4 separate regions of the Homo sapiens genome follow, and all the other regions are linked to region 4. The links are chromatin contacts, found by Hi-C or POLR2A ChIA-PET in ENCODE. All regions are on one chromosome and are shown on one strand. Each heading gives the region's core, a stretch centred on a gene start or an enhancer-like site at or near the end of the contact. The rest is flanking DNA. Distances are from core to core; before and after follow the strand shown. Region 1 holds the start of ZSCAN10 (zinc finger and SCAN domain containing 10). Region 2 holds the start of MMP25-AS1 (MMP25 antisense RNA 1). Region 3 holds the start of LINC00921 (long intergenic non-protein coding RNA 921). Region 4 holds the start of SRRM2-AS1 (SRRM2 antisense RNA 1).

Region 1 (3,250 bases), core at 173-2,672, 350 kb after region 4:
ATGATCAGAAAAATGGTGTTGTGAGGCCGGATGCGGTGGCTCATGCTTATAATCCCAGCATTTTGGGTGGCCAAGGCAGAAGGATTGCTTGAACCTGGGGGGTCAAAGCTGCAGTGAGCCATGTTCGCGCCACTGCACACCAGCCTGGATAAAAGGCGAAGACCCTGTCTCAAAAAAAAAAAAAAAAAAAAGAAAGAAAGAAAGAAAAGAAAAGAAAAGAAAAAAAAAGAGTGGGGGAGGGGGAAGAAAATGGGATTACGTTTCACTGGTTTTTAGTAGCATGCACAAAATAACAAGAAAACTAATCACTGCTCATCCATTGCCGTGCAGGAGCAGCGGGCAGGTACTGAGTGTCTGGCGATTAAGCTCATTTCATCCCAGTCCAGCCCACGCACGAAACAATCACTTCTCCCTTTGCCAAGTGCAAAGACCAAGCTTTGCACTTGGTGACATGCTCAGGGTCACACCAGGTGGAGCCAAGGTTTGCTTTAGGCTGAGAGTGTAGGTCTAGAACACAGTGCCAAAGCTCTGAAACAGAAAAGGAACTGATCTCCATCCTGCTCTGTGCCATTTTCCTAGCCTTAGCCGAAATATCACAGCATGAAACAGAAAAAAAATGAAGATTCCAAATTTCAGCTCTCAGGGCAAGCCACACAGGGAGGCCGGAATCTCCAGGTGAGATCTCTCCAAAAGGTTTCAAAGAGGTGGAATTCGAGACAAGTTGGCTTCAGAGAATCTCTCCCTCCCCCCAGATCTCCAGGACAAAAGCTCTGTTAATATGCACCTCTGTTGGGGGTGGGCTGGGTAGGGAGGCAGGCAGAGGCTCTACAGCCACCATCCAACATTTGAGCAGCTTAATTTGGAGCCCGGGGTGGAGGTGCTGCCACGAGACCCACCCAGGTCACCTGAGAGCCCAGAGTTGGGGAAGGCGGCAAAGGTGGGGTCCTCAGCCGGGAACACTCCCTTTCTCCCTGGACACAGTTGGCAGCTGCCTGATTTGTTGTTTGTTGGAGGGGCCTCCCTCCGCGTGCTGGGCTGAGTGGACAAGGCCCATCAGTCCACCTGGGAGCACGTGAAGCCAGCCTTCTTCAATGTCACAGGAAGTTCTGCGATCTCCCTCGTCCCCAACGCCCCCATCGCGACAGGTCCACCAAGCTGGCTGGCACGAGGCTCCCCAGCAGACCCTCTACATCCTCCCAAGACTCTTCCAGCCCCCACCCCAGCACCAAGGCCTGGAGCCTCCCCTGCTCTCTCCAAGCTGCTGCGAGCTCCTAGCACCCGTCCTGGCAGCCTGCACCCCGACCTCCCTCCAACTCACCACTCGGAGTCCCCACTACACAGGCAGAGATGCTGGGGGGTTTTCTGAGGACTCCAGGGCCAAAGCCAGCCTCCGCCAGCCTGGGGAAGGGCTCTGGGAAAATGGAACAGGAAGTTCCTTGCCCCAGTCCCATCCCATCCAGGTGATGAGGGGCTTCCTAGAGTTAACCCTTAAGCTCCCAGTTTGGGAGCGGGATGGGAAGAGGGCGGGGCCAGTGACATGAAGACAAAGTGAGAAATCCAGATTTCAATCCCAGCCTGTGTGAGAGTGTAACCACCTCCCAAATCAAGACTGGCCTGGTGCCCCTTGCAGGTCTGCCCGTCTTTCCTTTGGGCTAAGAGCTGCCATTTTTAAATGCCCACAGTGTGCTGGCTTCTTTGCTAGGCTTTTCATTCACGTGACTACTCTTTGCAATGGCCTCCTGTGTGCCAGGCACTGTTACAAAGCAGGGGCTAAGGACACAGAGAGAAACTGAAGGAATGAGGCCCTGCTCTCAGGGGCTTACATTCTAGGGCAAAGGAGCAGCGACGGTGCTAGGAAAAAATGGAAGAGGAGGATGTGATGGGGCAGAGTTTGCTCCATCTACACGGTCACCTAAAGTCCTCCCAAGTCCTGCCAGGTGGCTTTTGTCCCAACTTTACCGATGACGAAGCAAGGGCTCCCCGGGAGGGAAGTGACCTAACCAACAGCGTTTGGCCCCAAACTAATTCCATCCCTGTGCTTAAGGTGCCTTCTTGGGTTGTGCCCTTGGCTGCAGCTGGTGCCTTCCTGAGCGTTCTGAGCCCCCGGGGAGCCAGGACCACCTCTCAGGTGTTGGCCGTTCCCCCGGCCTAGACCCCTCGGTCCGTTGGGGCCAGGACCCTCCTGACTGGCTCATCTGACGGGTCTTTGTTTTCCTGCACTTAACACCTGAGCTCATCCTGTTCCTACTTCAGTTGTCTAGTGCTCCCTTCGTACGACGGTCTTTCTCCTTGGTCTGCTCTGCATTCCCCGCGTCCCGCGCCTCGCTCTCCCAGTCGCGGGCTCCTCCCACTCCATAGTTTGTTCAGGGGCGGGGCCAGAAAACCCCGCCCCCAGGGAAGTGGGCCTGAAGGCCAAGGGGCGGGGCGGGGTTCTGTAGGGACGGAGGGGGCGTGTCCGGGGCGGGGCGGGGTGCTGTAGCGCCGGAGCGGGTGTGGCCTTGGCGGGACCAGGCAGCCATTACAGTCTCGGAAGCGAGAGGCGTGGGGCCTGTCTCATCATGCCCGGTTCATTTTTTTTTTTTTTTTTTTTTTTGTAGAGATGGGGTTTCATCATTTTGGCCAGGCTAGTCTTGAACTCCTGAACTCAGGTGATCCACCTGCCTTGGCCTCCCAAAGTGCTGGGATTACAGGCATGAGCCACCGCACTCAGCCTCTTTAATCACCTGAGGTCAGGAGTTCAAGACTAGCCTGGACAACATGGTGAAACCCCATCTCTACTAAAAATTTTTGTTTCTTTTAAAATTGTAATTTTCCCAATTCCACTTATTTTATTTTATTAGAGACAAGGTCTTGCCATATCTCCCAGGCTGGACTCAAACTCCTGGGTTAAAGTGATCCTCCCATCTCGGTCTACCAAGGAGCTGGGACTACAGCTGGGACTCCATGCCATCGAGCGTTCTTTCCCTCTCGTTGCTGAATGATTTTCCTCATTACATCAGTTATTCATTCTGCTATGGGTAGCCCGTGGGCAGTTTTCAGTTTGGGGCTATCTCTAGTGGTTCTCATATGTCTCTGGTGACCATATATGGGACAGCAGTCTGAAGTAGGTGAAGAGCAGAGTGAGAGGTTAGGTTTATCTTTGGGAGGTAAGGACTGCACGTGTGTACTCCGAGGTCTGAGGCCACCGAGGAAGCCTCAGGGACTGGCCTCCGTGTAGAGCTGCTCTCACTGCCCTGGGCATTGGGGACAA
Region 2 (3,247 bases), core at 748-3,247, 310 kb after region 4:
CCCCGGCCTCGCCCACACACAGGTGAGTCCCCCACCAACTCGGAGACCTTGGGTGACCAGCTGCCCAGCCTCAGTGTCCTCTGAGATGGGGATGGTGGGGGTCCCTGCCTTGGAGAAAACAAACCCCCCTCTCTACTCACCTCTCCTTTCCTCCCCAGCCCATCCTTCCCCATCCCTGATCGATGTGAGGGCAATTTTGACGCCATCGCCAACATCCGAGGGGAAACTTTCTTCTTCAAAGGTGAGTCATTTCACTTGGCCTCATATATGTTGGTTTCCTGCCCACTTCCAGTGACCCACTGGGGCTGTGGGCTTACCCTGGAAGCGGAACTTTTTTCTTCTTTGAGACAGGGTCTTGCTTTGTTGCCTGGGCCGCAGTGCAGTGGTGTGATCATGGCTCACTGCAGCCTCAAAATACTGGGCTCAAGCGATCCTCCCACCTCAGCCTCCCTGGTAGCTGGGACCACAGGCACATGCCACCACGCCTTGCTAGTAATTTATTTTATTATTTTGTAGAGATGGAGTCTCACTATATTGCCCAGGCTGGGCTCAATCTCCTGGCTCAGGTGATTCTCCGGTGTCAGCCTCCCAATGTGCTGGCATTACAGGTCTGAGCCACCAGGCAAGGCCCTGGCACTTTTAGCGCTAAAAAGGGAAAAGTCTCAGGCGGGCCAGGATGGGCTGGTCACCCTAGATCCATTGCGCCCTTGATTTCCAGATGGGACCCCTCCCCACCCAGCCACACACCCTGGGGGAGGAGACCTCCTGCTGTCTCATGCCTTCCTGCGAACCCCTTTGTCCCCTGCAGGCCCCTGGTTCTGGCGCCTCCAGCCCTCCGGACAGCTGGTGTCCCCGCGACCCGCACGGCTGCACCGCTTCTGGGAGGGGCTGCCCGCCCAGGTGAGGGTGGTGCAGGCCGCCTATGCTCGGCACCGAGACGGCCGAATCCTCCTCTTTAGCGGTGAGTGGGGCCGGCGGCGGGGCGCGCTGGGGCCGGCGCGGGGAGCCCACCCCTGACCTCCCGGCCTCCACCCTGCAGGGCCCCAGTTCTGGGTGTTCCAGGACCGGCAGCTGGAGGGCGGGGCGCGGCCGCTCACGGAGCTGGGGCTGCCCCCGGGAGAGGAGGTGGACGCCGTGTTCTCGTGGCCACAGAACGGGAAGACCTACCTGGTCCGCGGCCGGCAGTACTGGCGCTACGACGAGGCGGCGGCGCGCCCGGACCCCGGCTACCCTCGCGACCTGAGCCTCTGGGAAGGCGCGCCCCCCTCCCCTGACGATGTCACCGTCAGCAACGCAGGTGGGGAGCGCGGTGACCTGCGGGTTACTGGGCCTGGGGGTGGGGAGAGGGATGTGGGGAATGGGGACATGGAGGCCACCCTGCGGGGATGGGGGTCCTTGGGCATCAGGGAGCGGCGGGGCGGGGAGGGACCGGGACTCAAGCTCTGCTCCTCCAGGTGACACCTACTTCTTCAAGGGCGCCCACTACTGGCGCTTCCCCAAGAACAGCATCAAGACCGAGCCGGACGCCCCCCAGCCCATGGGGCCCAACTGGCTGGACTGCCCCGCCCCGAGCTCTGGTCCCCGCGCCCCCAGGCCCCCCAAAGCGACCCCCGTGTCCGAAACCTGCGATTGTCAGTGCGAGCTCAACCAGGCCGCAGGACGTTGGCCTGCTCCCATCCCGCTGCTCCTCTTGCCCCTGCTGGTGGGGGGTGTAGCCTCCCGCTGATGGGGGGAGCCATCCAGACCGAACAGCGCCCTCCACGGCCGAGTCCCCCGCCGCTGGACCTGGTCGGGGGTTGTGAGGCGCTGCGGAGGCCCCTTGTCTGTTCCCACGGACGGGGGCTCGGGCGCGGACTAAGCAGGGGGGATCTCCCGCGCAGGGGCGGCGGCGGCGGGGACCGGTCGCCTGGCGCTGGGCTCAGTCTCCTCAGGGTCTGAGACCCCGGCGCTGCCACCGGAACCCGCCTTCAGGGGCGCACGCGCGCTGGGACCATGCGTCGGTCGTCGCCCCCGTCGTTCCCTCCCGGCTGCCGCCAGGGGGCGGTCGGACCCCGCCTCCCGAGCCCGGGGAGGGGCGGGGAGGACAAGGGGCGGGCCCGCGGCCTCACCCGGAGGGACGGCAGCCCCGGTCGCGCGCTGGCCCCGCAGGACCTTCCTTTTCCAGGAAGAGCCAGCTTTTCTCGGAGCGCAGTCCTGGGACTCTCCGCAGCCCCGCCCCGCCTGGCCACTGCGTCTGGCATTCCTGGGTCGTTAGAGGACAGGCCTGACTGCGAAGCTGTGCCTTGCCCCTCTCCCACCCGCAGTTTCTCACCCCGTTCTGCTCCCACAAGGCCCCCCTACAGTCACTGCCACACTGGTGGGGACCTGGGACCCAGACCCGGAACCAGCCCAGATATCACCCCTGAGGACCCATGCGCCACGTCCTGGGTGGTGGAATCAGTGGCTGGAGGGACGACCCTTGCTCTCCAGGCTGTTAACCTTTTCCGTTGCTCCCCCGCCACCCACCTCCTCCTCCCCAGGCCACCCAACTTGGGCACCTCCCTGGGCCCAGAACTGCCTTCCATTCAATGGGGAACCCTTCTATCCCCAAGAACCCCTTCCCTGCTTGCACCCTGGAGAGAACAGCTTGACTCCCATCAACTCAACGCTGGTGGAAAGACAGGGACCGAACCCTGGCTCAGGCCTGGTCATTGCCTCCTCAGCACTCCCTCCTGGGAGGCCTTAGCTCTAGAGTGAGGGGTGGGTGGAACCTGGGGGCACCTCGTTCACCCTGTCCCCACTCCCCACAGTTTTAGGATCTAAATGATTGCCTCTGGAACTATTCTTCTAGACTATCCCACATCAGAATCACTGGGAAATTTAAGTTTGCAGATCCCACACTCACCCTGAATCCTCACTCAGGGTGGGGTCAGGAATCTGCATTTTAACTAGTCGCGGGGATTGTGGGGGGCAGTAGCTGGCTGTTTCGTGGCATTTCTGTGGCTCTGCAGTGTTCCTCCACCCCAGGACCAATATGTTCAGGCCACACCGATGGCCTGAACCCCATGGGTAGAGTCACTTAGGGGCCACTTCCTAAGTTGCTGTCCAGCCTCAGTGACCCCCTAGTGCTTCCTGGAGCTGAGGCTGTGGGCGGCTGTCCCAGCAACCATGCGAGGGGTTGCCCCAGTTGCTCATACAAACAGATCAGCATGAGGACAGAAGGCAGGAGACTTTGGTCAGTTACCTGGGAATTCTGGGCTGCCAGGAA
Region 3 (3,511 bases), core at 696-3,195, 510 kb after region 4:
CTCCCAAAGTGCTGTGATTACAGGCATGAGCCACCGTGCCCCCTGGTTTCATATTTTAATAGGGCACTTGAAGAAGGCTTTTGTGCTTGAACAGAGACCCAAAGGAAGAGGAGTAAGCCAGGTATTCATTTTGAGGATGAGCAGTCTTTGCCTATTTACAGAGTGCAAAAGGGGTAACTTTGTGCTTAGTGTTTGAGGAAGAGTGGTGGCTGGAGCAGAGGCACGGAGGAGGAGTGGATGGAGGGGTTAGAGAGGGAGCTGGAGTCCCCTATCAAGTAGCAGGGCTCCCAGGACACAGCAAGGACTTGGCTCTTACTCTGAGATGAGGGGACACTGGAAAGTTTGAGCAGAGCAGTGACATAATTGGAGTTACGCTTTAAAAGAAACATTCTGGGCCGGGCGCGGTGGCTCACACATATAATCCAGCACTTTGGGAAGCCAAGGAAGGTGGATCACCTGAGGTCAGAAGTTCGAGATAAGCCTGGCCAACATGGTGAAAGCCCGTCTCTACTGAAAATACAAAAATTTGCTGAGTGTGGTGGTGATGTGCGCGTAGTCCCAGCTACTCTGGAGGCTGAGGTGAATCACCTGAACCTGGGAGGCGGAGGTTGCAGTGACCTGTGATCGCACCACTGTACTCTGGCCTGGGTGAAAGAGTGAGACTGTTTCAAAAAAAGAAAGAAAAGAAAAGAGAACACTCTGGCTTCCATAAGAGACAAGAGATGAGAAAGGTGGAAACAGAGAGGAGAAAGCAATCTATTGTCACAATGCAGGAAAGCGACTGCAGGGCCCTGAACCACTGTGGAGGCAGAAGGGTCAGATTCTGGGTGATTCTGAAAGCAGGGCTGACATGATAAGGGTAGACTGGATACTGGCGGGTGTGAAGATGCATCTAAGATACCTGTTTCTGGCCAGATTTTACAAAGGGCCCTTGTTGCTACCTTAAGGAGTTAGTGTTGAATCCTGCAGCAGCTAAGAGCTTCTGCAGGATCTCCCTCTCAACTTGGACCAACCCACCTGCCGATCCCAGCCCAGATCAATGAGATCTGCTGCCCAGTCCCCTACGCAGATAACACTAATTGTAACTGATCTTTCTGAGGGCACCTCCTGAGCAGCTTGGAAACGGAGGGAGAGGAGAGGAAGCCAGCTTCCCAAAGTGGGGTGTGGCAGGTGGCCTTAACCCTGCTGAAGGGCTGCAGTCATGGGGCTCTGAATAGATCCCCACACCACTCACCAATGAGCTTCATTTGGAAGGCGGTAACGTTAAACAAGAGGGTTTGTAAAAAATAAAGGCCTACACACATAATTTTTTCTGATTATTAAATCTAGGTGGAGAGTACGTGAGTATTCATGTTACTCTCTCAACTTTCTTGTGCTTAAAAATCTTAAAATAAAAACTTTAATACGCTCTGTCCTACCAATATTTATAGGAACCTGACTAGCAGCCAGGCTTTGGACACGCAATCCCCGGCCACCAAAGGGCTGACAGGCTAGTGAAAGGGGCAGAAAAATAACAAAACTGTGTCTGGAAGGCAGCTACTCCCTTTTTTTGTTTGTTTGTTTTTTGAGACGCAGTCTCACTCTGTCGCCCATGCTGGAGTGCAGTGGCGCGATCTTAGCTCACTACATGTGCCTCCGGGGTTCAAGCGATTCTCCTGCCTCAGCCTCCTGAGTAGCTGGGACTACAGGCGCGCGCCACCACGCCCGGCTAATTTTTGTATTTTTTAGTAGAGACAGGGTTTCACCATATTGGTCAGGCTGGTCTCGAACTCCTGACCTCGCGATCCGACCGCCTCGGCCTCCCAAAGTGGTGGGATTACAGGCGTGAGCCACCGCGCCCGGCCCTTTGTTTTCTTACCAACTAAGCAGCAGCACTGACACTGTTTCCTTTGAGGTTCCGTTTGCTGAATCCTGCCCTCTAAGGTGCTCCGCCCTTCCACTCCCCGCCCCGTGCTGCTGTCATTCCCACGCCTCACCCTGTTTTGCAACTTCTTGTTTATGAGCCTGGAAGCCACGAAGTGGTGGGAAATACGAGATTCAAATATCTGGTGGCCGTGTGACGTGAGTAAATTACTCGATTTTTCTCAGTTTCCATTTCCTATCAAATGGGTTGTTCTGGGAATTCGGGGAAGTAACAGTGCCGGGAACCGCGGGAGGAACCGCCAGCTGCGTCCTCGGACGTCCCCAAAGCCCAGGGCGGCGACTGGCACGACTGTCAGGGGCGCGTCTGTTAAGAGGACAGGGGGTCCCGCCCCGGCACAGCCGTCTCCTCCAGGACCCCTCCCGCCGACGCCCCACGGACCCCACGCCCGAGCGGAGACCGGCGCGAGTCCGGGGTCTCCGGTCCGGCAGCCCCTCCCTGGCCCGGCGCCCCAAAGGGAAGCGGCCTGGGGGAGGAGACGTGTGGAAAGAGCGGCAGAAGATAAAGAGGAAGTAGCGGTAGAGAATAAAAAGGAACTGTCCGCAGTGTGCCCGGACGCGGGGAGGCGCTGGGGTCAAGCGAGACCCGACCTGCACGCAATTCCCGCCGGGGTCCCGGCCTGCCTGCGGGAGGGAAAGGACCCAGGGCGGCTTCTGCCAAAAGTGCGGCTTCTGCCGAAAGTGCGTCTTCTGCCGAGGGGCCCACATAAGGCGCGACAGACACTCCAGCCCGACCCCGACGCCCCGCCCTCACGCATGCACATGCGCGGAACACTCCCAGAAACACATCTCCCAGAGCGCCCCGGGAGCACGCGAGCCAATTGGAGGGCGGATTAGCGGGGGCCCACGTCTCCCAGAGGTCTCCGAGTCGCGGCTCTGTTGGTCTGATTGGCAGCCGCAACAGCCTATAGCTGCTTTTCGCCGGAGGGGCCACGCGCCGTTTGCCGGGACTGAGCCGCTGTTGTCGCTGGTATCCCGGGAGCAGCGCCGGCAAGTGGAGTCGTCGTATTCCGGGCGGCCCGCGGCCCACGGGGATGGGACGTCCCGGGGCTGTGCTGACCCCAAAACCCTTCCACACTTTATTAGCCTGTCGCCCTTCTTTCATGTTTACAGCAAATATTTTCCGAGTGCCTAATGTGTCCCACTTACTGTGCCACGTGCGAGGGTGCACGTGTCAGGCAAGATCGCTGTTCCAAGGAGGCTGAGAACAAGTAAATGGTAATTACCAGTTATGACCAAAGCTGTGAAAGGAACAGATACATCAGCCTAACAGCAGCACTGCCGTTTTCTCCCTTATAATCAGCAGAGGCGGGCTAGAGCAAGGATTCTCAAACTCTGCCCCCTCAGAACCCTAGAGTACGGTTGCTGAAACTTCTGTTTTTTCCTTTTGAACAAATCTAGTAACATGCTGTGAGCCAGAGAGGTAATGGTTTGGCTCAAAGAAGGCACATGCATCTGGTTTCTTTCTTCTTTTTTGAGACGGAGTCTCGCTCTGTCGTCCAGGCTGGAGTGCAGTGGCGCCATCTCCGCTCACTGCAAGCTCCGCCTCGCGAGTTCACGCCAGTCTCCTGCCTCAGCCTTCCGAGTAGCT
Region 4 (3,241 bases), core at 576-3,075:
AAGCACATCAAAAGATTCTCAGCATCATCAGTCATTAGGGTACTGCAAACCATGTTTTGTCACTATTCACGGGCATTAAATGTGCTGACTCACGCACAAAACATTCCATAAAGAATATCAGTGGGGGTACAGGAAAGGGTCTCACTGGAGGTGCTGGGGTCTTTAACCAGAAAGGCAAAGCCTTTGCCACTTTACTATGCCACTCCAGAGTTGCGGCCGGCTTACAGAAGCACCGTCCATAGATGCAGAGTTCAGACACTCCAATCTGCGATCAGAGCTCCTGCAGGAGATGGGGGTGGTGGGGGGGAGGGTCTCCCGGCTCTAGCATCTGAGATAAGTACATCCTCCCACGGGCAAGTGAAAAACAAATCTTAAAGCCGGATACGGGCCGGGCGTGGTGGCTCACGCCTGTAATATCAGCACTTTGGGAGGCTGAGGTGGGCAGATCACCTGAGGTCAGGAAATCGAGACCAGCCTGACCAATATAGTGAAGCCCCGTCTTTACTAAAAATACAAAAATTAGCCAGGCGTGGTGGCACACGCCTGTAATCCCAGCTACTCGGAAGACTGAGACACGAGAATCACTTCAACCTGAGAGACAGGTTGCAGTGAGCCGACAACACACCATTGCACTCCAGCCTGGGTGACAAGTGCGAAACCACGTGAAAAAAGAAAGAACAACAACAACAACAAAAAACAAGGGCCAGATAGGGTGTCATGCACGGGTAGTCCCAGCTACTTGGGAGGCTGAGGTCGGAGGATCGCTTGAGCCCCAAATTCGAGAACAGCCTGGGCAAAACCCTGCCTCTTAAAAACACCCCCAAATCGTAATAACAAATATAAATCCTTGCACTCAAATGGACAGTTCATTACGTGGTACCGCGTCCTGTTGCGGATCAAGGCCACCTGAGTTGGTTAGGACAGCTAAGCGGGACGTCCAGGGCTGCTCGCCAGCGGTGGGTCTAGATATGAACTTGTGCTTGAGCAGCCCAGCGTCTTACAACTCTGCTGTGAGGACGGCTGGCTGATTATCAGGCCCAGAATCACGGGCTTAGAAACATTAACAGGAAGTACGGTACCGAAAAGTGGAAACTTTAAGGTGCTTATTATTTTCCTCCTGCCTTGTTCCTGTATGTGCCGCTTCACCGGTATCACGTCCTGGGTCTGGTGGGACCCCGGCCTGGCTGCCCTACCGGAAGCTAAGAAAACTCCTCCCCCAGGGGTGGCCGTCGGGCCTCAGCCCGGTCTACAGCGGGAGAACGTGGCCCATGCTACGGGTAACTGGTTGGGCCCCTGGTGCAGGTCTAGGGCCTGCAGCCAGGCTCGGGGCCTCCGGGGGTGCCCGCTGGCTGGGGTCTGAGGCGGCTTCTCTCGGGTACGGGAAGGCGGACTGCTGTGCAGCTGCGGGCTCGCTCGGGAAACCCAAAGTCACACGAAAGCGGCAGCACCACCGCGGCTGGGATATCGTCTCCCAACATGGGGAGACAAAATGGCCGCCACGCCCCGAGCCGAAATTACATCCGGGCTCCGCGACACGCCCGAACCACAACTCCCAGAATGCTCTGCATCGACAGCGGGAGACGAGACGCGCTCGGGCGTCGCTTTGCTGCCGCTAGGCCCTGTGCTCCTCCCCGCAGCGGAAGGCCTACGAATACGCGGTGTCTTACGTCGCTTCCTCCGTTCTTCGTTGCACTGGCCAACGGGACGCTTAGTCTTTCGGCAACGGGGTGAAACCTTCCTTGTGCCTGAAAAAACGGTACTTCGCGGTGTGGCTTCGGCGCCTGCGCAAAAGGCCGCGGGGCGCACTCCAGTTCCCGGCAGGCCCCGCGACGCGCGTTTGCGTGCTGACGCACGCAGTTAGTCGTGCTGACGTGCAGCGCGGCCCAGGCGGGGTGCGAGTGGCGCAGTTGGAGCCCGTTGCGGCCCCTGAGGAAGCGAGGAGGCGTCGGCGTCGGCTGAGGCGGGCGGACCGGCGAGGCGAGGCGGCGGCCCCAGGCCCGAGGGACTCGGGAGCTCGAGCAGCGGCGGCGGCAAGACCTCTCCCCCTCGGAGGCGGCGGGCGGAGGCGGCGGGTGAGAGGGTGAGGGAGCCAGCGAGCCGGGTGGGGGAGGGGCGGCGGCCCCGGCGCGAGGCCAAAGCGCGCGGAGAACTGCCCAGGCCGCCGAGCTCCTCCGCGCGCACGCGCGCTCGACGCCCTTCGCTGGCGCGGACGCCCTCGCCTCCCTTCCCCCTTCCCGCCGTTCCTGTCGCGCGCGGGCTTCACCCCCCCCCGCCCCTCCCCCATGACAACGGCGTTCGCAGCCGCCTGTACTCGGGTTCGCGAGCGCCCTTGGTGAGGGGGGAGGGCGCGCGCCTCGGCTTCACTCCTCCCCCCAACATGTGCCGCCGAGGTGGCCTTCCTGCAGCTGCCGTTTTCGGCCCTTAAGTGGCGGGGAAGGGGCGGCGGCGGGGGGCTTGCTCCTGGACCCTTGCCCCCGGTTCCAGATCTCCTTTCCTCGGGCTTCTCTTCGGCGTTGGGCTGCCCGTGTCGGGGGCCTCCCAGACTGCGGGACGCCGCGCAGCCCCCTCCCCCATTCCGCAAGGCCGAAAATAGGCCCCCGGCGCTGCGGGGAGGGCCTTGAACTTCGTGGGCCGGATTTAAATGGTTTAGGATTCCCGGCTATCAGCCTTTGAGTTGTTAGTGGCGGGGAGAAACCCCAAATCTTAAAAACTGTGAAGAAAGTGAACGTGTTCAGTTTACATTTGTAAGGTAGACCGTGCGTTCCCTTTTTACACTTTTTCAACGTCTCCCGAGAATTCGTGTTCAAACTAAGGAGGCTTTTGGAGACCTTCGTTGGGAAGAAAACGCCAGACTCATATATAAGTTTTCTGGTTGGTTTCAGGCGTTCTTTGGCACACAGCTCTTCTGAAGCTTGGTTTCCACTCGGCTTCAGTTAGGACGAATCTGGATCAGAATTTCAGAGTGTTGTGTTGTCTTTCATCCTAAGTGCGTGGGCTTAGGGCTCTTCTAAAGCTACTATTTTAGCTTTCTGGGTTCTTTGTGTCCACTCAGCCGCTCTGGAGCGCCCCGGTGCTGAGCTGGCTGTGCTTGCTGATGTCCATTTTTTTCGACAACCCTTGTCTCCCCTTTTTCTCCCCTTTTGGTACCGTTTTCTTTTTTGCATATTTTACTGTTGAATTCAAATATATCTTTCTACTTCATTGTTAGCTTACCACTCGGATAATTTCCCAACAGAAAAGG

Evidence for each region. Hi-C counts contacts between places; a loop is a spot of excess contacts on that map. ChIA-PET counts read pairs that join two places held with the same protein, here RNA polymerase II (POLR2A). Pooled maps may share reads with other maps.
Region 1: a loop to region 4 is called in a pooled map, with 6 times the contacts of the local background. The contact joins the promoter of ZSCAN10 here to the promoter of SRRM2-AS1 in region 4. A Hi-C loop is called at or near these places in 6 of 50 pooled maps. POLR2A ChIA-PET finds 5 or more read pairs at or near these places in 2 of 52 experiments (WTC11 and activated naive CD4-positive, alpha-beta T cell).
Region 2: a pooled map shows a loop between it and region 4 (4-fold over the local background). The contact joins the promoter of MMP25-AS1 here to the promoter of SRRM2-AS1 in region 4. A Hi-C loop is called at or near these places in 1 of 50 pooled maps. POLR2A ChIA-PET finds 5 or more read pairs at or near these places in 2 of 52 experiments (Caco-2 and activated T-cell).
Region 3: a pooled map shows a loop between it and region 4 (10-fold over the local background). The contact joins the promoter of LINC00921 here to the promoter of SRRM2-AS1 in region 4. A Hi-C loop is called at or near these places in 5 of 50 pooled maps.

Annotation. Positions count from the first base shown.
Region 1 is chr16:3,097,872-3,101,121 of GRCh38, forward strand. ZSCAN10 (zinc finger and SCAN domain containing 10) reads right to left here and starts at 1,423. Exons shown (of 6, transcript NM_032805.3): 1 at 1,319-1,423. RefSeq lists an enhancer at 2,176-2,225 and a silencer at 2,386-2,445.
Region 2 is chr16:3,057,373-3,060,619 of GRCh38, forward strand. MMP25-AS1 (MMP25 antisense RNA 1) reads right to left here and starts at 1,998. Exons shown (of 5, transcript NR_123723.1): 1 at 1,624-1,998; 2 at 1,168-1,330. MMP25 (matrix metallopeptidase 25) reads left to right here. Exons shown (of 10, transcript NM_022468.5): 6 at 1-22; 7 at 159-241; 8 at 809-961; 9 at 1,040-1,297; 10 at 1,455-3,247. The coding sequence ends at 1,726. It overlaps LOC124900372 (sialidase-like), which reads right to left and starts at 1,998. Exons shown (of 3, transcript XM_047435000.1): 1 at 1,624-1,998. RefSeq lists silencers at 868-917, 948-1,077, 1,218-1,267, 1,728-2,197 and an enhancer at 2,236-3,141.
Region 3 is chr16:3,261,823-3,265,333 of GRCh38, forward strand. LINC00921 (long intergenic non-protein coding RNA 921) reads left to right here and starts at 1,946. Exons shown (of 2, transcript NR_033904.1): 1 at 1,946-3,511. RefSeq lists enhancers at 2,007-2,166, 2,607-2,706, 2,857-2,926 and a silencer at 2,187-2,366.
Region 4 is chr16:2,750,775-2,754,015 of GRCh38, forward strand. SRRM2-AS1 (SRRM2 antisense RNA 1) reads right to left here and starts at 1,826. Exons shown (of 6, transcript NR_027275.1): 1 at 1,668-1,826. It overlaps SRRM2 (serine/arginine repetitive matrix 2), which reads left to right and starts at 1,864. Exons shown (of 15, transcript NM_016333.4): 1 at 1,864-2,072. RefSeq lists enhancers at 744-1,586, 1,186-1,355, 1,416-1,705, 1,587-2,429, 2,430-3,241 and silencers at 1,886-2,195, 2,216-2,275.